Regions from separate parts of the Homo sapiens genome. Here region 2 is linked to region 1. A link is a loop called in an ENCODE intact Hi-C map of the cell type or tissue named here. Cell type or tissue: PC-9. All regions are shown on one strand. Links, peaks and the distances in the headings refer to the core of each region. The heading gives the core; the rest is flanking DNA.

The links. Peaks named below come from ENCODE experiments on the same cell type or tissue, not always from the same donor. Only the 100,000 strongest peaks of a DNase experiment are listed, where the experiment ranks them.
Region 2: it touches region 1 in a loop (3-fold over the local background); 15 of 110 quality-filtered maps call a loop at or near these places.

What each region holds. Positions count from the first base shown.
Region 1 is chr9:121,730,642-121,741,529 of GRCh38, reverse strand. The region is part of intron 3 of DAB2IP (DAB2 interacting protein); the gene reads right to left. LOC105376257 (a long non-coding RNA gene) reads left to right here and starts at 4,480. Exons shown (of 3, transcript XR_930314.4): 1 at 4,480-4,697; 2 at 5,850-6,019; 3 at 8,051-9,286. RefSeq lists an enhancer at 2,885-3,661. In PC-9, for the core only: a CTCF peak has its summit at 6,377 (motif pointing left); DNase peaks (open chromatin) are centred at 3,709, 4,319, 5,709, 6,289 and 1 weaker place; H3K4me3 peaks cover 4,014 bases; H3K27ac peaks cover 3,424 bases.
Region 2 is chr9:121,967,988-121,978,875 of GRCh38, reverse strand. TTLL11 (tubulin tyrosine ligase like 11) reads left to right here. Exons shown (of 9, transcript NM_001139442.2): 5 at 3,897-3,992; 6 at 4,752-4,867. Among named protein-coding and RNA genes, the nearest start is that of TTLL11, 120 kb to the left of the region's middle. In PC-9, for the core only: no CTCF peak of the experiment used is centred there; a DNase peak (open chromatin) is centred at 6,115; H3K27ac peaks cover 1,828 bases.

The sequences.
Region 1 (10,888 bases), core at 1,993-9,992:
AACAACCTGTCTCGGCTACCCAAGCCCAGACTAAGCAAGTCTGCTGGGTGAGTAGGAGGGGCAGAGCAGGAGGGAAGCGAGAGCCTAAAGCCACACAGGCTGTCAGGAGGCAGCATAAGTGGCTTTGCCTCTCCGGGAGGGGCCCTGCCTCCAGACCTCTCTGGGTTTGTCTTCCATGCTCACGTGTGGTCATGGCATGTGATCCGGCTGAGCTCACCTTACCTATGGGGAGTTCTGCATCAGCCATAGGGCCACCCTACACGCCTGTTGCAGAAACAGCCTCCCCAAAAGCTACAGGCTTTGCCGCAAGCATCCCCAAGGTTTGACAAGGTTCAAGGCTTGCCTCATCCTATCTTCCTGGAGCCGAATGCATCTGGTGCGCATGTGGGGAGAGGAGGGGGTGTCGAGCATCAGAGGAAACAGGTGGGTGGGAGGCAGAAGGAATGCCTTGGAGCCCTGGCAGAACATCTGGCCACTATTCTTGAGAGGTAGTAGGAGACCTGGGTGCCTTAACCTCCACCCTTACTACCTCACCCCCAGGATTAGTCAGTAAGAAGAGGCCCAATTTGGGGGTTTTGCAGGCCCAGGCTCCAATTCTGGTCGTGTCATTTAGCAACTGTGGAACCCTGGACAAATCCTTTTACTTTCCTGAGTCTCAGTTTCCTCATGTATAAAATGAGGTAATACACTATCCCCTGCAGATAACAGATGTAAAAACACTGGTTAACCAGGAAAAGCATTTAACAAAGCAACTGGGAACCCCAAACTCAAATATCTGAGTGCCATTCATTCAACAGACACTGAAACCCACCAGGCGTCTAGCAGACATTATGTTATCTCCAGCTGTGTATGCCAACCCTGCACCCTCAAGCCGATGCATTCTGAACCCTCCCCAGAGCCAGCAAAAAGTCTTGGGGCAGGGTTGTTGGGGGTGAGGGTTAGAGCTCCTGGCCACCAAAATATTGTGTAAAACATCTCAAACTTCTCCAGAAGCCAAACACATAAAGGAGCCTTCCAGAGAAATACCCTTGGTGTAAAGGAAGTCTAGCTCTGCTCTGGGAAAGACACTTGAGGTAAGCCAGGCTCCAGGATACTCTTATTTAGGGGCCGTGGACCCAGAGAGACTGGTGTAAGGAAAGGGGCTGACGGGGGGAACACAGGGTCAACAGACTCAGCATTCAGTCCAAAAACGTGACAGGGCACAGTGAGCAAGCCTTCCAGAGAGTGGGTGGAGAGGGCTCAGAGAGCTGGGAAAGATCACTGTGGGGGGCCTATCGGCGCTCCTGAATCAGAATCTCCAGGCTGAGATCCACTGGGTCAGCTGCTGCTGGTAAACCTACGCTGTGGACAGAGAACATTCAGGCCCCTCCCTGGCCCTCCCCTCCTCAACATCCTGGGCCAGCTGGGTCCTCACGCACTTCTTTGCTCACTGCTGTCCCCGCCACCTTCTCACCTCCTTTTCCTACTCAACACACCTGTCTGTTCCGACCCCACTGGGTCTCCTTGAGGACACCAAAGGCCTTCATGTTGCCAAAGTCAACCAGTTTCTGTGCCTTACTACCCCGTGAACCCAGGCCACCCTGCTCCAGCTTTCCTCTGTTCTCACAGGCTGCTAGCACCTCACCTCCTTTCCTCCCAGTGCTGGAGCTCCTCAGGGCTGTTTCGGAGACACTTCCTTAGCACAACACTTTCCTTTGGTGATTCTTTCCACTCCCATAGCTCTAAATACCTCCAGCATGCTCACGACTCCTAAGTGCATCCCCAGCCCTATCCTCCTCTGAGCTCCGGACCCATGTGTCTCCATGCTTGCCTGACAGCGCCTCTGGGACACCTCTCGGAGCTTCACGTCTGAAATGTCCAGCGTGGAGCCTCAGTAGCAAAGCCAGGAGCCCTTCCTTTCCCTGGCCTTTGGAATCCAATCCAACACAAATCCTGCTGCTACCCCCTCTGAAATCCCTCATACCTGTTTACTCCTCTCCATCTTCCCCAGGCAGCCTGCTGTCCGGGCAGCCTCCCCAACCACTGGGCTTCCCCTTACCCCTACCAGGGGAGTCAGAGGGACCCTTCAGAAATGCAAATCAGATTACTGAACTCCTCACCTTAAAAGCCTTCAATTACTCCCCACTGCACTGAATAAATCTGAACTGCTACCCAGGTGAAAGACATTGGCAGTCATGACCTACCTACTCTCTGACCTCATCCAGCAACACCCAACGCCCCCCACCACACACACCAAAGTCTCTGTTTCCTGCTCAAGGACTTTGTACTTGCTGCTCCCTAGGCTAGGAGTTCTTGCTCCAGCACACTCTAACAGCAAACTGGCAGGCTTCTGGCATCTTCTGCAACTCAATCCTTCCCTGACTGCTCCATCTACAACAGGTCCTGCCCTGCCCCCATTACTCCCTAGTGGAACACTTGGCTTGTTTCCTTCATAGCATCTTGCTCATGCAGCTAGCAAATATTTAAGTGCAAACTATGTGCCAAGCACTATTTAGGCACTGGGAACACAGGTGCTGAACAAAGCAGACAGAAATTCCCTGACTCACATTTCAGTAGGGGAACTTCACTATGTTTCCCAAAGCAGAATCACTTTGTTTCTCTGCTTATTTCTTATCTGCCTCTCCCATCACAAGGTAAGCTGTGTGTGGCCAAGCTCTACGTGTTGTATTTCTGTGTCTTAAGAGAGGGTCTGACACAGTATAAGAGCTCAGTAAGTCCTGATGAAATCAAGATGCAAAAACAAAGACCAGAGCAGCCAAAGAACCAAACCCCAAACCCTGAGAGACACAAGAAATCAAGAGCCAGGTCTTGAATGCCTCCCATGGCGTCTCTCCCTAACCCTGGGGACCTCAGGTGGGAAGGAAAGCTTCTGTGACAGCCCAGCCTTCTGGGGTCAGACAGAGGCACATGTGGCAGTTTCGTTTAACTGCTCTGGAACAGGTGGATGACTGCAGGCCTGAGAAGTTAGGGAGGCTTCTTGAAGAGGCTAGATCTGAACAAGGCCAACCCACAACTCCCTCCCAGATCTAGGGAGGAGGAAAACACATTTGTGTTTTAGGGCTCTGATGTCTGATGTTCTTTGCTCTAGCAGGAAAGAAGAAAAAAAAACCCTTTACTTTTATTAGTGTCTGGATCAATAAAAGTTTTAGAAGTAAAGCTTCCCTCCTGCAATACTAACTGAGAGAGAGAGAGACAGACATGGATTATTAAATCTGTCTCAGAGAGGCAGGGCTGGGAGAGCGCGAGGGCACAGGGGCACCGGCAGTTTCCCCCTCACCTGTGCTGGGAGCCTCTGGCTAAAGGCCCTCATTAGCCCTGCAGCCTAGGGTCAAGGCCCGTTCCTCACAGCTCACCCACCAAATGCTGGTTCCCTGAGCCTAGGTCAGCAGCCAGGCCGCTGGACACCCACCTTCCAGGTGCCCCACAACCTTGCCTGCTTGGCCTTCTCTGAGCTGTGCCCTAAAGCTTCCCCCCAGCCCACCTCCCCACCTCCAGGTTGGAAGCTCCAGGAGGGCAGGGCTTGCTTCCCTGGAGGAGGAACCAGTTTAGCAACCCCAGCCCCCACCTTCACTCTTCCTCCCATGTCCAAGGGAGTCCCCCATTCAGTCCCCCAAGCCTTGCACTTTCACAGCACACCAACAAGCCCTGCCCACTGAGGACTCAGTCCTGGGACCAGGCCTCATTGGAGAAACAGCTCCTCACCCTCCAGCCCGACCAAAGCCTGTCTGACCCCATACCTGGCTGGAGACCCACCCACCGGGGAGGAAGTTTCCTTGTGGTGTCTGTCCTCCCTCCCACAGGACTTCAAACAGACCTTTGTGGTGGGAGCGCAGGCCTCTCTGCTGACCTGGTTCTGGGCACTTGCAACCCCCGAGGCTCTGGAGCCAGATCTGGCTTCCGAAGATGGCCAGGTCTCCAGTGAGCAGCCCCTCCGGCCCGGCCCAGGATCTTGCCGAAGTTGTCACTAAGAAGTCCAAGGCCACAGAGGCCCATTCCCAAGGGTGGTGCTCACCCAGGCAGCTCTTCTGGACAGATTAGGGGGCCTCTCGGCCGGGCCGGCATCTAAGAGGTGAGCCTAGGAGGGCTTCCCCTTCCCGAAAGGCACGTGCTGAATCTGTGTCTTCCAAGCTGAAATTTCAAAAATGACTTAAATAAACACAGTGATGACAACATCTAAAGGTTTCCGTGTCCTTCAGGAAACAAGTGGAAAATTACCGTCTTCCATGCAGGTAACCACATGGCACAACCTCCAGGTCCAAGAAGACGAGAAACACTCCTGAAAGCAAACTATCGCTTCCAGCCATGGCAAGTCGCCCTCTGGGGCCTCTGGGCAGGGTGCAGGCCAGAGCACAGAGGTCTGGGTCAAGAAAGAGGGAGGAGCCGTCCCTACAGGCTCCTCCCCTAACATACTGACTCCGCCCAAGGTCATATCCTGCCCCAAGCCCCGCCTCTGGGCCTTTGTATTTGCCATTCCGTGGGCAAGGCTGGTTCCTCCTCATTCCGGTCTCAGACCCAAAGTCCCGTCCCAGGAAGAGGCCTTCCCTGATCTCTCTAGCTAAAGGGGCAACTCCCACCTCCCAAGTTATCACCCTGCTTCATTTTCTCCACAGAACTACCCTGAAGTCATCTTGTTTGTTTCTGTCTTTTACCTATCATGAAAATGTCCGGTCCACGAGAACAGGGACCTGCACGCCCCGGTAAGCCCAGCACACCTCGAACCAGAGCCTGGCACAGAGTAGACACTCGACAGATGTACTGAATGAATGAATGCATTTTTCAAGCTGGTCTGAGCCAGGTCAGCCAGAGCAGTGGAAGGCAGGAGCGGGGGAACCAAAAGATTTGGGGGCGCGCCAAGGTAACCTCCCCCGAGCGCTGCTCCCAGAGCATTCCGGACTAACGTCGGGCTGCGCCACGCCCCAAACCCTCTCCAGCCCGGAAGCGGCCCGCCCCAGCCCCAGCCCTCCGGGCCCTCCCACCCGCCCCCCACCCCACAGCAGTAGGCCCAGCCCTTCCCAGGCCCGGCAGCGGGTGACATTCCGCGGCCAGCTGCCTCCAGCTGCAGCCACTTCCCGCTAGCGACCCGCCGCTGCGCTTCGGCACGCCGGGCGGGCGGGACGCGCAGGCCCTGGAGCAGGGGTTCGGGGGTCTCTGCCTTGCAACTCCTTCCCCACCTTCGTGCGAGTCTGGGTCCCCACCGGCCCCGCCAGCCCCTCACTTGCCCGCGGCCCGGCTCTCGCGGCGCATTCCAGTTTGGCCCGCTGGCCCCACCCCGGGTTCGTCGGGCTTAGACCAGCGCAGCCCAGAGACCCAACCAAGGCAAACGCTCTCCCTTCCCCACATTTCCATTCCAACATTTTAACAAGTGAACACAACTGAGGTCCAGACAAGGCCAGGGGTTTGTCTACCATGATCCCCTAACCCGACTCCCCACCCCGACTTGGGTCTAGACAGCCTAAGCTGAGAAGGGCACTGGGTTCCCAGGCAGCAGTCCCGGGTTTTCTCTTCTGGAAAGCACCCGGCTAGTCCGGCAGGACAGAAGGGAAAGGTCGGGTGCAGGGAAGGAGGAGACAGGCTGGTGAGCTGTGTGAGCTGCCCAGGTTCCCGATTGCGCCCAGAAGCCTGGGGGCAGACAAACCCCTGCCCCACCTGCTGGCCTGGAGATTCATCCTTGGGTCATTTAAACACGGAAACAAAAACCCCTAGGGGAAAGGCACACCCAGCCAACCAGGTATTTTTGCCTGGGGTCACCCTTTTTCCCATCCCACCAGAGAAGCCACCGCAATGGTATCCACTTACTGAGTCTCTACCACATGCAGGGTATCATACCGTCACACCTCCTTCCCTTACAGCCACCAGCAAGAGGTGCTAATCCAGCTGAGGCCAGGAACCCGAGGCTGCACAGCCTCCCGATGTAAATATGAACAGAAGCCAGTGGGAGAACAAGAGCCACACCCTGGAGTCCCACCTAGGTCCTGCCCAGCTCCTCGCATCCTCCACCCTAAGGCATCACAGACCCCAGGTCAGTCCTTGGCAGTTGCAGCCTGCGCCACTGTTTTAGCAAACAACTACTGAGCTCCTACTAAGCTGCAGACTGTGTCAGGCACCTACTGTGTACAGGCAGGCAGGATACTGTCTGGGGTTATTGCAGGACTGGTGAAGAGGTTTTACTGTGTCCCCAGCAGCAGCCCCCAACCTGGAAAGTCCCTGACTCATTCCATCCCCTGCTGGGCCCTAGGCTCCAGGCTCAGCTCTGCCGTGCACACAGGCCAGGCGATCCAACACCACCCCGTCTGCCCACATTTGCATCAGTCCACACCACCAAAGCCCCAAGAGCTACCCAGCTCCCCCTACTGCCTAAAAGGCTCCCAGCCAGAAGAGCACTTAGTGTCCTGTCCCCTTCCTTCTGAGAAGTTTTCCCTCAGAGCTGTCATCTGTTTATCCAATGTCTTAATAAAATTTCCTAGCAGGGGAGAGGTGAAGATAGAGTCTCAGAGAGGTCCTGGGGCCAGAGAAGCCCCCTTTGGCTCCAGAGCAGCCAAACCAACAAGGAAGGCGAAAGCAGAGTGCATCCTCTGAGCACCACCTCCCTCCAGGGTGCAGGCTCCAAGCCAGGTCTGCTCCCACTGATTTCATGATCATGGCAACAAACAGGCAAGGCAGATACTGTGACCACTTTATAGATGAAATCAAGTCTGGAATAGCTAAGTCATTTGCTCAAGTTGACCCAACTACATCTGAAAGTGTGCCTCACCCCTAGACAACTGTTTTTGCACCTTTTACTAGCCCCCTCATTTCCCTCCTCAATCTGAATAGTCCTTCCTCCTGGAAGCCTTCCTAGATTTCCCTCAGGCAAGAAGCATCCCCTTGTTGAGTCATCCCCACTGTTATAATATCTTGTTATAAGAAAACAGGGCCCCATAACAGGGCCTTTTCCTTTGCATGACAGCTCTCATAGTAAGGAGTCACGAGCTAACAAGAAATGAGCCTGCATCTGAGGGTCAGAATATGTCCATCTCCAGTGGGTCTCCCACCCTCACCAGCTGTCTGCTGTTGCTTCCTCTGTGCCCTCCTTCCTAGCCCCTGCTCAGAAGTCTGCATAACCGCTTGCAGGCTCCTTTCAGCAACATCTTTTTTTTTTTTTTTTTTGAGACGGAGTCTCGCTCTGTTGCCCAGGCCGGACTGCGGACTGCAATGGCGCAATCTCGGCTCACTGCAAGCTCCGCTTCCTGGGTTCACGCCATTCTCCTGCCTCAGCCTCCCGAGTAGCTGGGACTACAGGCGCCCGCCACCGCGCCCGGCTAATTTTTTGTATTTTTAGTAGAGACGGGGTTTCACCTTGTTAGCCAGGATGGTCTCGATCTCCTGACCTCGTGATCCACCCGCCTCGGCCTCCCAAAGTGCTGGGATTACAGGCGTGAGCCACCGCGCCCGGCCCAGCAACATCTTTAGTAACACATAAAAGTACAGAGTACACAGTGACCATTCTTGGCCACGTGTAGCTGGGGGAATTTCAGAAGCTGCCCTGATCCAGTCACTCCTGGTTTCAGCATCTCCTGTGGCCACAGAACAAGTCCAGAGCCTTGGGCCTCGCCCATCAGTAGGTCCTACCTGTCCCTGCACACTCCTCACCTTTATACCTGGAGCTTATCACAGGGAACAGTCACAAAGCCCGCCTCCTTTTTTACTCTTCCCAGTGCATGCCCCGCCTTTCTCACAGTCACACACTTGCTTCCACGAGGCTCCCCTCCTGCCCCCATTTCTAATTTTCATTCACCTTTCAAGGCCCAGCTCAACTGCCCCCACCTGAGGGAAGCCTTCCCAGTGGCCCCGGGCACAGGAAAGTGCACAATCTCTCCCTTTCTCTGCCTGAATTCCTGGTCTGACTCCCTTCTCCTGGCTACTGCTGCCTGCCCTGCCAGGCCTTCCTTGGGGTCTGTTCATCTCTGGTTCTCAGGGCCTAAGGGATTCCATACGTGAGTGATGGAGAAACACACACTGCAGGCCGTCTTCTCCCCAGAGCTCAGGATGCTCCTGTCTTATCTTCTTTCAGATCTGAAGATGTCCTCAGCAACTGGGCTAGGCTCTCTGGGGGAGTCTGAAACCCTCCCACCTCAAAAAGCTTCCCATTTCTTTGAATGACAAGAGAGTCTGGGCCACGACTGTCAAGGAATACCTCCAGGCAACGCCTGTACATCCCGTGGGGAGAGATGCATGCATCCTGGGAGAGGAGACATCTCTTCTTTCTAGAGACTGAGCAGACGACAGAGGCTTTTTCTAAAGGAGGGTGCTGCTAAAACCCACCAACTGCCCCAGGATCCGTCTGTAGGACAGAAACAGGTACAGGGCCAGAGACGGATGCCCTGTAGCAAAGTCAGCCCAGGGCCTGGCTGTTCATGAATAAGGGCTTCTGAAGAGACCACAGTTGTACCACAAGGTACAAGAGACCACAAGGGCTTCTGAAGAGACCAGTTGTACTTAGCTGAAGGTGAGAAAACAAACTTGGTATTAGATTGAGGGCCAACTCAGGAAGTAGTTTCAGTGCACCAGCTGTTAATTTATGTGAGTACATCTATACTTGTGTGGCTTTATCATCACCAACAAACAGCAAATGTGTCCTGGCACCTGCTATGTGCCAGGCCCAGCGCTAGGTATTTTACAGACATTATCTCCTTTAATTCTCCAAAGAGCCATAAGCTGTGGCTATCCATGCTACATTTTACTAAAAATGAAGCAGAAGCACAGAAAGGTTGGAAAAGTTGCCCAAGCTCACATCGCTAGTTACTGGTGGGAGCTGGGATTCTAGGACCCTCAACAATCTGGCCCCAGCCTGTCCCTCGGGTCTGAGCTGCCAGTGTTCAACACTTCAGAGCCTCTGCTCGCTGTTCCTGCCCCTCAAGCTCCCCACTCACCTAGTTTTGAGCTGTGTGGGTGGTTAATGTATGTCATCAGCCCACAGCCTCCCTACTCCCTTCCTCCTCACCACCTATTCAGTTCCCCCAGCTCAGATCCCCTTCTCCCTCCAGACCAGCCAGGCAGACTCCTACCCATCTGGCTACCTCTGCCCCACTACCAGCCTGGTCGCATCACCTCCGCCTGCCAGGCCCCCAACCAGTGTCTTATGGTGATGACTTTGGCTGGCAGAGAATCCTGGAACCTTTTCTCCACAGTGATGTTGACACATGTTCACTCCAAAAATGTAATGTTTCCATCAAAACATTTAGTGGGAGTAAATTCCCACCCATGCGACATCTCTAAAAAATATAGAGTAAATTTACTCGAACAAGCAGTGAGACATGGTCAGCATTTTTCTTTCTTGGTTGTCACAGTGCCAAGTACTAGGCAACACCCAGCATAGTGTGCCAGGGGCTGAATGCTACCAAGAGGCAACGGAAAGAGGACGGTTACAGTTTATGAGCCTGTGACTGCTGGTTCTATTGTACAAGACGCCGGGATCAACCTGGGCAGTCCCCTCAGCCCTGGCCCCCCAGAGAGTCCAGTGCCACTCTGGGCTCCCACCAGAGCCATTTCTGTGTCTGTGGCTAGGTCACTTGCTGCTTAGTCCCCAAGTCCTGCGTCCACCCCACCAGAGTAGGGCCCAGCCATCACCACACCATGTCTACACGAGGTCCGAGGCCTAAGTTCACATGCATGCTTCCTGAAAGGTCAGGGAACTCAAGCCTCCCTAAACACTCCCCAACCCTGAGATCAGCAATAATATCGTGGGGTAGTGCAGGGAGATCCTGCTCTACACCCAGACCCCAAAAGAAGAGATCTAATGCCAGGTACTGTAACCCGGGCACCTGGAGGTCAGTGGTTGTGGGTAGGTCCCAACCAGCCCCAGCCCCAGCCCCAGCCCCAGCCCCACTGGGCAATCTGAGATGACCGTGAGGCCAGAGCAGTCCATTCTTGGGGCAAGCCCAGCACTCTGCAGCAAGAAGCTGGAGGAGACAAGGAAAGGCCCACTGGCCACCACTCTGTTCCCACTTCCCCATGTAACCAGACAGCAATTCTATAACAAGACAGCATTTATAACCACTATGCCTCGCCTCCTTAGATACTCCCTACTTCAAGGAGGGCAGAGGGGCAGCCTCTGCTTTGGTTTCCTCCCAATGTTTCTCTAGACTCCATTCCGTCAGCCATCTGGCACAGTGCTGCCATGTGTGATATTAACCTCCTTGCCGTGACATGTGCCAGAGGGAGAGAGATCACTGTTCCCATTTTACAGATGTGAAAACAGGTGCACCGGGTTAAACAACCAGTCCAAGGCCACCCAGCTGGGAAGGAAGTGACACCAGGAGCCAAACAGGTGAACAAGACACCCGGTCTGTCCTCAGGAAACTGGCAGTTTAGTAGAGAGGGGAAGGTACACAAATATTAGGACCAAACAAAAAAATATATATAACAGGCTGTAGGCCCAGAAGATGTGGTGAAAAGTGTCCAGGGCAGGGCCTGGACCAACAGGGGACCTAGAGAGACTGCAGGAGCATTTCCAGTTTGGGAGCAGGGAATCAGGAAAGGTATCTGGAGAGAACGATGTCCAAGCATATCCTTCTTCAGAGATCTGTGTCCCCAACAACTTCTGTGCCCCCACCAACTTCTGTGCCTGGCACATGGTGCACACTTCTCATTGCCAGGAGGGTTAACCCTGGGCAGGCTGCTGGCATGTACACTGCAACCCATCTACAACAGGACAGCCCAGCCCTGTGAGGTATGTCAAATTATGCCTCCTTTACAGGTGGGATCAGAGGAGCAAGGCAGTCAGGTTCTTTGCTCCCAGTCACACAGCTAGAAAGTGCCAGCTGTGCCTGACTCTAAGGTCTGCTTCTCCCACAAGCACTTCATTTCTCTAAGCCTTAGTTTCCTCATCTGCAGAAACTCTGCTGCAGAT
Region 2 (10,888 bases), core at 1,716-9,715, 240 kb before region 1:
GTGGACTCTAGGACCTCCCAGTTGGGGATACTGTGGATGCAGATGGAAGGGTAGGCGTGGGGCTCAGGAACGAACCACTGCTGTTAGGATGTAGTTTGGAACCTTTGCATAAATTTATAATTAATGGCTCAGGAATCTCCCCAACTTGATTTGAAGCTTCTAGAGGTCGGGAATGAAGGACAGATATCTTTAAACCCCCCAGGGAGCCCCTCAAGTAGAAGGTGATCAACACATAATTGCTGATTTAATTACTTGGGGAGGCAGAATATCACATGGTTGAAAAGCTCTCCATTTACAATTCCTGCTCCGTTAGAGGGACTTGGAAAGAGGCTTTCCCCATGCTAAGCTGCACATTCCTTGTCTGCACAAAGTGAATTTTCAATAAATAAATAAATAAATAAATAAATAAATAAATAAATAAATAAAGCTTTTTCCTTGGGAACCCCAGTTTATCACATAGGTAAAAGGTCAAATTTGATCTGATCTGGTTGGCCTCTCCCTTGGGACCCCAGAAAAGAACCCCGGTTTGAAAACCACTGGACCAAGTAAATACCTGATTTTCTGCCAGCTGGGACATTCTGTGATTTTATGACAAGATAACTCTACATATCTCCCAGTTCTGTGATTCTGTTTATTAAGATCCATTGATGCTACATATTTTATTGGACTTTTGAAAAGAAAATCATGCATATTTCCTTGAACTTGTGAAAAAATGTCATAAAGCTGGCTCTCATTAAGCACTTTCTATGTATCAAGCACTGTGCAAAAAATGTTATATTGCATTATCTTTATTTGATCTTTTCTCCCCTACTGGAGTCTAAGACTTGTTTAGTTCACTGTTGTATTTCCAGCAGCTAGAATAGTTCTTGGGACATAGAAAGCATTAAATAAATATTTTCTGGGCCGGACGCGGTGGCTCACGTCTGTAATCCCAGAACTTTGGGAGGACAAGGCAGGCGGATCACCTGAGGTCAGGAGTTGGAGACTAGCCTGGCCAAGATGGTGAAACCCCGTCTCTACTAAAAATACAAAAATTAGCTGGGCATGGGGGCACGTGTCTGTAATCCCAGCTGCTTGGGAGGCTGAGGCAGCAGAATCACTTGAGCCTGGGAGGCGGAGGTTGCAGTGAGCCGAGATGGTGCCACTGCACTCCAGCCTGGGCAACAAGAGAGAAACTCTGTCTCAAAAAAAAAAAAAAATTAAATTAAATTAAAAATAAATATTTTCTGAATGGATGAACTAAGGTAAGTAAGTAACATTCATAGTTCCATTTTATAGATGAGGAAATTTGGGCTTAGAGCTGCTAAGTAACTTGCCTGTAGTCACACAAGTTAAAGGCAGAACTAAGATATGAAATGAGCCCCTCTTGACTACAAAGCACACTAATGCCATTTCTTTTTGGTGGAATTGGCAGGAAACTGGAAAGAGATAGCATATATTGAGTACCTTCTATATGATGAGCATAGGCCTAGGTATTGCTTTTCACTGCCATTATCAACAACCCTGACAGATAGCTATTGTTATCCTCATTTTTCAGATGAGATCATTGAGGCTCAGAGTGGCTAAGTACCTTACCTAGAGTCATGTAGCTAGTGTAAGGGACTGAGCTGGGATTGGAGCCCAGGTCTTTCTAACTCCAAAGCATTCCTATACAAGACCCAGCATATTCAAAAACATGCACTCAAGTTTAGGTTCTGGAAAATTTCATGCCACTGGTGGGTGTAGACAGGGCTGATGAGGCTTTAACACCCCTGCTCCAGCTCCCAGCATTCCCACCTTCACATTCATGAAACCACTGGGCATTGAACTGGGAAGAGTCCACCAGGCTGAGAAAGTACAAAATATACCAAAAAGTAAGAGTTGATGACTAAGGATGATAAACGTCATCACCACAGCCTGCTGCTCTCTGTAGCCTCATCAACATCACATGTCTCAGACCAGGTCTGGAGTTAGACTGATGATGTCACCAGAGTCTCTAAAAGGCCTCATCACTCACATCCACTTGTCATGTATTATTAAGCAGATCTATAATCCATGCAACATTTTCTACTGAATTTCCATTTCTTTCTTTTCATGACCAAGGAAAGAAAAATAGAGTGAGGATGACTTTTCCCAACTTTTCATCCTTATTGCCCTTCATTGAAAAATAACTTCATCTTGAATCAGCCCCCAAAAATGGTCATTCAGGCTCTAATTTCATTAATAAGGATGGAGCTACAGTTTAATAATTATCATTTAACTAATGCATATTCTATATAGACTAGTAAATGGATTTCCCTCATCTTTCCTCCTTGAATCCACAGAGAAGGGGAGTCTACAACCCTATCTTTTTCTTTTTTCTCTTTATTCTCCACATTAATTTTTTGAGACTTTGGGGTTCTATTAATTATGTTAGAAATTTTCTGCATTATCACTTCTGTAGCCATAATGAGAGTCCTCTGGAAAATCGAAAGTCCTTGTCGTCTGAATCAGAATCTCATTAGGGGCAGCGATCTCAAGGATGAGCAAAAGTTATCCAGATGAAGAGTTGTTCTAGGCAGAGAGAACGAGATGCTCATGAGTGGCTGGCCCCAGTTGTAGGAGCTGTAAGGAATAGAAAGAAACCCGAGTGACTGGAAGACAAAGCTTCACCCAAGGCAGAATGCTGGATTTAAGAGCAGGCGTGAAGCAGACGGTGTTGGAGAACTCCACCTGTGCAGGGGTGTCACACAGGGCCCTGCGCTTAGAAGGGCTCTGAGCTTGGTTTAACTATGTGAAACTGTTCATCCTTTTTGAACAAAGGGCCCTGCATTTTTATGTTGTGTAGTCAGTCCTGCTTGGGTGTGAAAGCCAGCTCTGTCATTGATTAACTAGCTAGGCGGTTTCTGGGAAATCCATTGGCCTTCCTGAGTTTCAGTTTCTGCTTCTGTAAAGTGGAGCACATAATCCCTTCTTCAAATACGCTGTCATGAGGATTCAGTGAGACTATGAATAATCAGTGCATTGTATAGTAATGGGTGCCTAGTAGGTGCCTAATCAATATTCCTGTCTTCTTAACTAAGAGGGTGTATCTGAATCACCTGGGGAATTTGCTTTATTTAAAATACATTCACCTGGGTTCCGCTCTAAGCACTTCTGACTCTGTAGGGATGTGGTGGGTTTTTTTGTTTGTTTGTTTGTTTTTTGAGACACAGTCTCATTCTGTCACCTAGGCTGGAGTGCAGTGGCACCATCTTGGCTCACTGCAACCTCCACCTCCTGGGTTCAAGCAATTATCCTGCTTCAGCCTTCCATGTAGCTGGGATTACAGATTCGCGCCACGACACCCAGCTAATTTTTGTATTTTTAGTAGAAACGATGTTTTGCCACATTGGCCAGGCTGGTCTCAAACTCCTGACCTCAGGTGATCTGCCTGCCTCGGCCTCCCAAAGTGCTGGGATTACAGGAATGAGCCACCAAGCCCAGCTGATGTGGTGGTTTTGAACGGGGTCCTTATATGACACTGATGTATACCTCAGGTTTGCAAAAGCAGCCTTAGGTTCTCAGAGAGCTAGCTAAGAAGCCACTTAGTAAACGAGAGCAGAAGAAAAGGCAGAGGGAGAAATTGATGGGCTACTACTCATCCTCAACATAATAAAAAACCTGTTAAAGAAGAAAGAGGTCATCAACAGCCCTTCAGACGACAAAGACAGTGCTGAAACGCACTGTGGGAACTCATCCCATTATCAAGGTTCCTGTAAAATTTTCTGCTGTCCATTTGGTCTGACAAGTACCCCCAGAGGAAGAGGGGCTGTGGACAAGAGAAGCCAGGGTCAAGGCCAAGGTTGGGGACTGAGTTTGAATTTATTTTCAACTTAATGACCCTAATACCATACTCAATAGAGACAGTAATTCTGAATTGTGTTTATCCTGCCCAGATTTTAGGCTTTGACATTCTTCTAATGAAAAATCTGAAGCCTATACTACTTGAAGTAAATGCAAATCCCAGTATGAGAATCGAACATGAGCACGAAGTAAGTATTTTGAGCATCTCATTGACTATGTTGCCATACAGCTGAATATTCCTACCCTCATGTTGCTCACTTAACAAAACAAGATTGGACATTCTCAGATTTTCATAGCCAAATTCTGTTCAAGTCAAATAATTTCAGTTTTGTTGAGTTCTCAACATAGACTATTAATACAAAGCCTATCTGACCTGTGGTCACTTCCCAGCATGCTGTTTTTCCAGTGTTGAAGGTTTGGAAACTTAGAAGCAGCTGAGCCTTCCCATCAGTTTTGACATGAACTAATTAGCCTCAGGAGATGAACTAATTGAAATTCTATGAGTATGATTTAGTCATGTTGACATACTTGAATCACTAAGATAAATAATACATTTAGCAGTGGTTATATTTTTCTCCCCCTCCCCCAAAAAATGCATTTAAAAAAACTGGAAGGAAATACAGCAGATATCAATATTGGGTTTAGAGAGGATTATATGGATTATTTTAGTTTTCTTAACCCCTTTCTATATTTCTTAATTTTTTGCAGTGAGCATGTATCATTTTGATAATTAGAAAAACATAGTGCTATTTTTCCTCTTCATGTATTTGGTTAATTTATAAAAGGAAATCGACATTCTTAAGGTAGTATAAAGGAAGTCTTTAAAAATTTTCTTCTATAGATTAGCATAAGCAAAATTTACTAGTATAACCCCTGGAGCTAGCTGGATAGCCACTTGGCACGGAATCACGGTCTCCACTGTGACACAGAATCCTTACCCGTTCAAGCTTTCTCCAGGGGTGTTTGAAAATGTCCCCAGCCTCGTTGATGAAGAAGTGAAAGTGGCTGTGATCAGAGACACTCTGCGCCTCATGGACCCACTTAAGAAGAAAAGAGAGAATCAGTAAGTACTTTTTTATGTCATTCATTTCTATCAACTCTGCCTCCTAACCCGGCTTCGTATCCTAAGCAGGTAAGTTCTTGGAACCTGTTACCATTGTGAGTGAGATTTACATCTTAAACAATTCTAATAAAATATCTTTGTTTTATAAATATCAGCCCCCAAGCAATCAGTGACTCAAATCCGGAGTAATCTGACAAATAGGCTTCCGTTGATGAATTTCTGAGTGTTATCAAATCTGGAATGTCTCTTCCTTTTTTTTATTATTATTATACTTTAAGTTTTAGGGTACATGTGCACAACGTGCAGGTTTGTTACATATGTATACATGTGCCATGTTGGTGTGCTGCACCCATTAACTCGTCATTTAACATTAGGTATATCTCCTAATGCTGTCCTTCCCCCCTCCCCTGACCCCACAACAGGCCCCAGTGTGTGATGTTCCCCTTCCTGTGTCCATATTCAACATTCTTAAAGAAAAGAATTTTCAACCCAGAATTCCATACGGAATATCTCTTCTAAGAAGCTGTCTCCCTCAAGGCCAGGCCTCCCACTTGCCCACCATTGCACACATAGTGCTTCTCTTTGAAATCCTCAAGCACAGGAAAAGTACAATAAAATGCAGGAGAAGAGGGCCATAGGTAACTAGGACATGGTAAGAGTTGCTTCCTTTTTATTTTCTTCATGTTTACACTCTTGCAGTATAAACTTTTAGTTTCAAAATTGGCAGGGCCAATTTAATGACAGTTCTATGATATTTACAACACTTGTAATTCTGCTTCGTCCCCACCCACTCAGTGGTACATTACATTGCGCTGTTGGTGGATATATGTGCTTCGCCCTCCCTCCATGAAATCACCCCAGAAATGAATATTTCACTTGAGTATGTTGTTTTGTTTTTACCAAATTCCAGGCTCTCACAAAGTAGGTGTTGAGTACATATCATTGTGTCAATGTTTCAGGAAGAAAAATCAAAGGCATCTCAAATAGCACTTCTCATATCCCTAGACGAATCAGATTGACCCTAATGAGCGCAGACAAATAAAGCACTTGTCAGTAATTGTTCAAGACTGGGAGGAATGCAGACTTCCCCAAGCAAGTGGTGGTTTGCAGGTTCCTCTACCAAGGCTTCTCACCACCTGGGCTCAAGCCCAAATATCACCCTATGGTAGTGCTTCTTACGCTTGGCTGCACGTTAGAACCCTCTGGGCAGCTTTCAGAAAACCAATACTAGAGTTTCCACTTCTAGAGGTGCTGATTTTAATTGGCCTGGGTGGAAGGCCTGGCCACAGAAAGTTTCTAGGTTCCCTAGGTGATTCTGCTGTGCAGCCAAGGCTGAGTGCCACTGCCCTGCAGGAAATATTACCCTGAAGAAGTATTGGTCATAGTCTGAGTCAGGCTGGATGGCGCCGGCCCGGCTGAGTTCTTGTCAAGAGTGTTCTTGACTGTGTGAGGCACAGATTGCCATTGTTGGCAAGACTCGGCTGAGAATGTTTACCTGTAGTTTGCATGGGCCAATCCCACCAGGTGTGGCTTCTTCCACCGATCAGTGCTTCAAAGCTGTCCTCTGAGCAGCTCAGACCCGATGGCAGCCAAATAATGTGTTCACCAGTACGTATGTGTCTGCAGCTGCCTTCTTTAGCCATCCCAAGGGAAAAGCAATGGATTAATTGCTATTTGGTCAGAATTACTGCAATAAAACTCATTCCTCAAAAATCTATTCTCTAATAGTTATTGGTCTCAGCAGCAGATATTAGGTTCTGAGAAATCGTATGGTACTGTAAGGAGATTTGGGTAGCCTTTTATGCCAGTATGGCATGGCAGTACAGTTTTCTTAGGATGACTTTGACACATCAGCATTCTTTTTTTTTTTTTTTCTTTTTCATACTTTAAGTTCTGGGATACATGTGCAGAACATATAGGTTTGTTACATAGGTATACACGTGCCATGGTGATTTGCTGCACCCATCAACATGTCATCTACATTAGGTATTTCTCCTAATGCTATCCCTCCCCTAGTCCCCACCCACCGACAGGCCCCAGTGTGTGATGTTCCCCTCCCTGTGCTCATGTGTTCTCATTGTTCAACTCCCACTTATGAGTAGGAACGTGCAGTGTTTGGTTTTCTGTTTTTGTGTTAGTTTGCTAAGAATGACGGTTTCCAGCTTCATTCAGGTCCCTGCAAAGGACATGAACTCATTCTTTTTTATGGCTGCATAGTATTCCATGGTGTATATATGCCACATTTTCTTTTTTTTTTTTTTTCCCAAGGCAGAGGAATTTTTCTTAGTGCAGAACAAAATGAAAAGTCTCCCATGTCTACTTCTTTCTACACAGACACGGCAACCATCCGATTTCTCAATCTTTTCCCCACCTTTCCCACCTTTCTATTCCACAAAGCCGCCATTGTCATCCTGGCCCGTTCTCAATGAGCTGTTGGGCACACCTCCCAGACGGGGTGGTGGCCGGGCAGAGGGGCTCCTCACTTCCCAGTAGGGGCGGCCGGGCAGAGGCGCCCCTCACCTCCCGGACGGGGCGGCTGGCCGGGCGGGGGGGCTGACCCCCCCCACCTCCCTCCCGGACGGGGCGGCTGGCCGGGCGGGGGGCTGACCCCCCCACCTCCCTCCCGGACGGGGCGGCTGGCCGGGCAGAGGGGCTCCTCACTTCCCAGTAGGGGCGGCCGGGCAGAGGCGCCCCTCATCTCCTGGACGGGGCGGCTGGCCGGGCAGGGGGGCTGACCCCCCCCCCACCTCCCTCCCGGACGGGGCGGCTGGCCGGGCGGGGGGCTGACCCCCCCACCTCCCTCCGGGACGGGGCGGCTGGCCGGGCGGGGGGCTGACCCCCCTACCTCCCTCCCGGACGGGGCGGCTGGCCGGGCGGGGGGCTGACCCCCCCACCTCCCTCCCGGACGGGGCGGCTGGCCGGGCGGGGGGCTGACCCCCCCACCTCCCTCCCGGACGGGGCGGCTGACCGGGCGGGGGGCTGACCCCCCCACCTCCCTCCCGGATGGGGCGGCTGGCCGGCCACATTTTCTTTATCCAGTCTATCATTGATGGGCATTTGCTTTGGTTCCAAGTCTTTGCTATTGTGACTAGTGCTGCAATAAACATACGTGTGCATGTGTCTTTATAGTAGAAAGATTTACAATCCTTTGGGTATATACCCAGTAATGGGATTGCTGGGCCAAATGGTATTTCTGGTTCTAGATCCTTGAGGAATCGCCACACTGTCTTCCACAATAGTTGAACTAATTTACACTCCCACCAACAGTGTAAAAGTGTTCCTATTTCTCCACATTCTCTCCAGCATCTGTTGTTTCCTGACTTTTTAATGATCGCCATTCTAACTGGCGTGAGATGGTATCTCATTGGGGTTTTGATTTGCATTTCTCTAATGACCAGTGATGATGAGCTTTTTTTCATATCTTTGTTGGATGCGTAAATGTCTTCTTTTGAGAAGTGTCTGTTCATATCATTCGCCCACTTTTTGAGACACATCAGCATTCTTATTCCTTTATTGGGAGCAAGAAGTTCAAGAGCCCTTGTATGGCCTGAGTCTTTTTAAGCTGTGCCACCTAAACATGAAGGGGTAGAAGCGTTCTACTGTATTTTCATTAAATGACATTGAAACACATTTAGTTTTATTTTTCTTGTTCTAGTTGCTTTTCTTTACCTACGCCAGTTAATCCATAGGAGCTGCATTCTATGTCATCTATATGAGCTGCAGGCCTAAAATTTAATAATGGGGCATAGGACCATTGGGAAGGATAGGAAAGGCATTTTACAACTTATCAAGTCATAAATAGCAGCACCTCATTTTTAATTTAAAAAGCATTGACTTTTTTATTGATAACCAGGAACAGTTAGAAGTTGGAACTTGACTTTTATTCTAATATAAAACCCTTTCATCTCATCCTCTTCTTACCTACAATGTAAAGATATATGATAATAGCTAACGCCATTTACTGATATTTTTTCTTAATTTCACCTTTTGTTTTTAACTCAGCAAGGATTATCCATGAAAGTACTTTGTAATCCATAAAGTGTGTTTATATGTAAGGGATTATGATCATTTTGATAAACTTACCATGCAGAGGAAAAGGCTGAAATTATTCTCAACTCCTTTGCGTAGAAATGTTTCAGAATAAGTTGAAAAATTACCTGATTTATGCTGCACAGTGTTGTAGTGCTGAATCCTGTGTCCAAATCTGAGACTATGTCACTCCAACTGCATAAAATGATGTTATGTAGACTTCCAGGCTAGAAGTTACCTTTAGAAGCCAGGGTTTCTAGCGTTTGCACAGAATCTGACCTATTTTTTGAAAAAAACAAATGGAATCCCAGCCTTTCCCTTCAACTCTTTAGCAAAAGAGGATCTGAAGTTTCTGTCCATCATTAGTTATTTCTTGAGAACAGTTTGTCAGCAAGACTGCTGAGGCGGGTCTTCACTTCCTCACACAGACTAAAGATAAAAAGTAGATCCCCCAAACTCCTCATCTCCCCAGACTGCCCTGGACAGGTGCAGAGGAGTCCTCAGAAGGAGCCCCAGACCCGTGTGCATGCATCATGCATCTCCCTGAACTCTGGGTCTTGTAGCCTAGGGTCAGTTTCTTGGTGGGACTGAAAGCAGTCCTCAGGCAGTCTACCGGGGGAAGAACTTGACTCTGCTGACACCCACCTTGGCATATTCGAGGGTGCCTTCTCTGGAGCTGAAAAACCTGAGATTCCAATCCTGACTCTGTCACCAACTGGTGGTGAGTCCTTGGAGATGTTGCATAGCTGTTTTGAGCCTCATAATCTTTTCTATAAAATGGGGATAATGATGTTCAAATAAACAATGAGAGGCCGGGCACGGTGGCTCACACCTGTAATCCCAGCACTTTGGGAGGCCAAGGTGGGCGGATTACTTGAGGTCAGGAGTTCAAGACCAGCCTGGCCAACATGGTGAAACCCCATCTCTACTAAAAATACAAAAATTAGCTGGGCATGGTGGTGCATGCCTATAATCCCAGCTACTTGAGAGGCTGAGGCAGGAGAATCGCTTGAACCTGGGAGGTGGAGGTTGCAGTGAGCCGAGATCGTGCCACTACCCTCCAGCCTGGGTGACAGAGTGAGACTGTGTCTCAAAAAATAAATAAAAATAAAAATAAGTGAGAAAAACTTTTAATGTATGGTAAGTGCTTGATAATGCTGAGTTTACCACTCAACAGCAGATCACAAGGTCAGGAGTTTGAGACCAGCCTGGCCAATATGGTGAAACCCTGTCTCTACTAAAAATACAAAAAAAAATTAGCCAGGCATGGTGGTGCATGTCTGTAGTCCCAGCTACTCGGGAGGCTGAGGCAGAAGAATCGCTTGAACCCGGGAGGCAGAGGTTGCAGTGAGCCAAGATCACACCACTGCACTCCGGCCTGGCAACAGAGCGAGACTCTGTCTCAAAAAAGAAAATAAAAAAGAAAGAAAGTATCTACTGGACATGAAAGAAAAAACAATGCTTAGTTATTATTCTCTTTCCTGGTATACTTAAAGCAGATTTTTTAGTTTAAAATCAATGATGTATCCTAAAAATGAAGCTGCTTGATGACTGTGGACTAGAATCGACATTGGAGCTGGTTACCAATGCAAGGTTCTGTTTCCAGGTAGCAAGATGTCACTGGCTGATATTTATTTCATGTGTTAGGAGAAATTACCTTTGGCTCCTGAAGGAGGAAAACATCTGTCATATGTGAACTATTTTGGCTAAGGTAGCATTTTGTAATATCTAGTGACTCAATTGATTTTCTTACCAAGGTTCCGTGGAGGCTCTGTAGGGACATGCGAAGCAGGAAGCTTATGGGGTAGGATTCTGGAAACGTTATATAAATGGAGGTAAAATTCACATGTGATACAATGAACCATTTAAAAGCGCACAATTCCGTGGCATTTAGTACATTCACAAAGTCGTGCAACCGTCACCACTAGCTCCACAGCGTTTTGCCACTCCAAAAGGAAACCATCAAGCAATCACTCTCCATTCCCCCTCCCC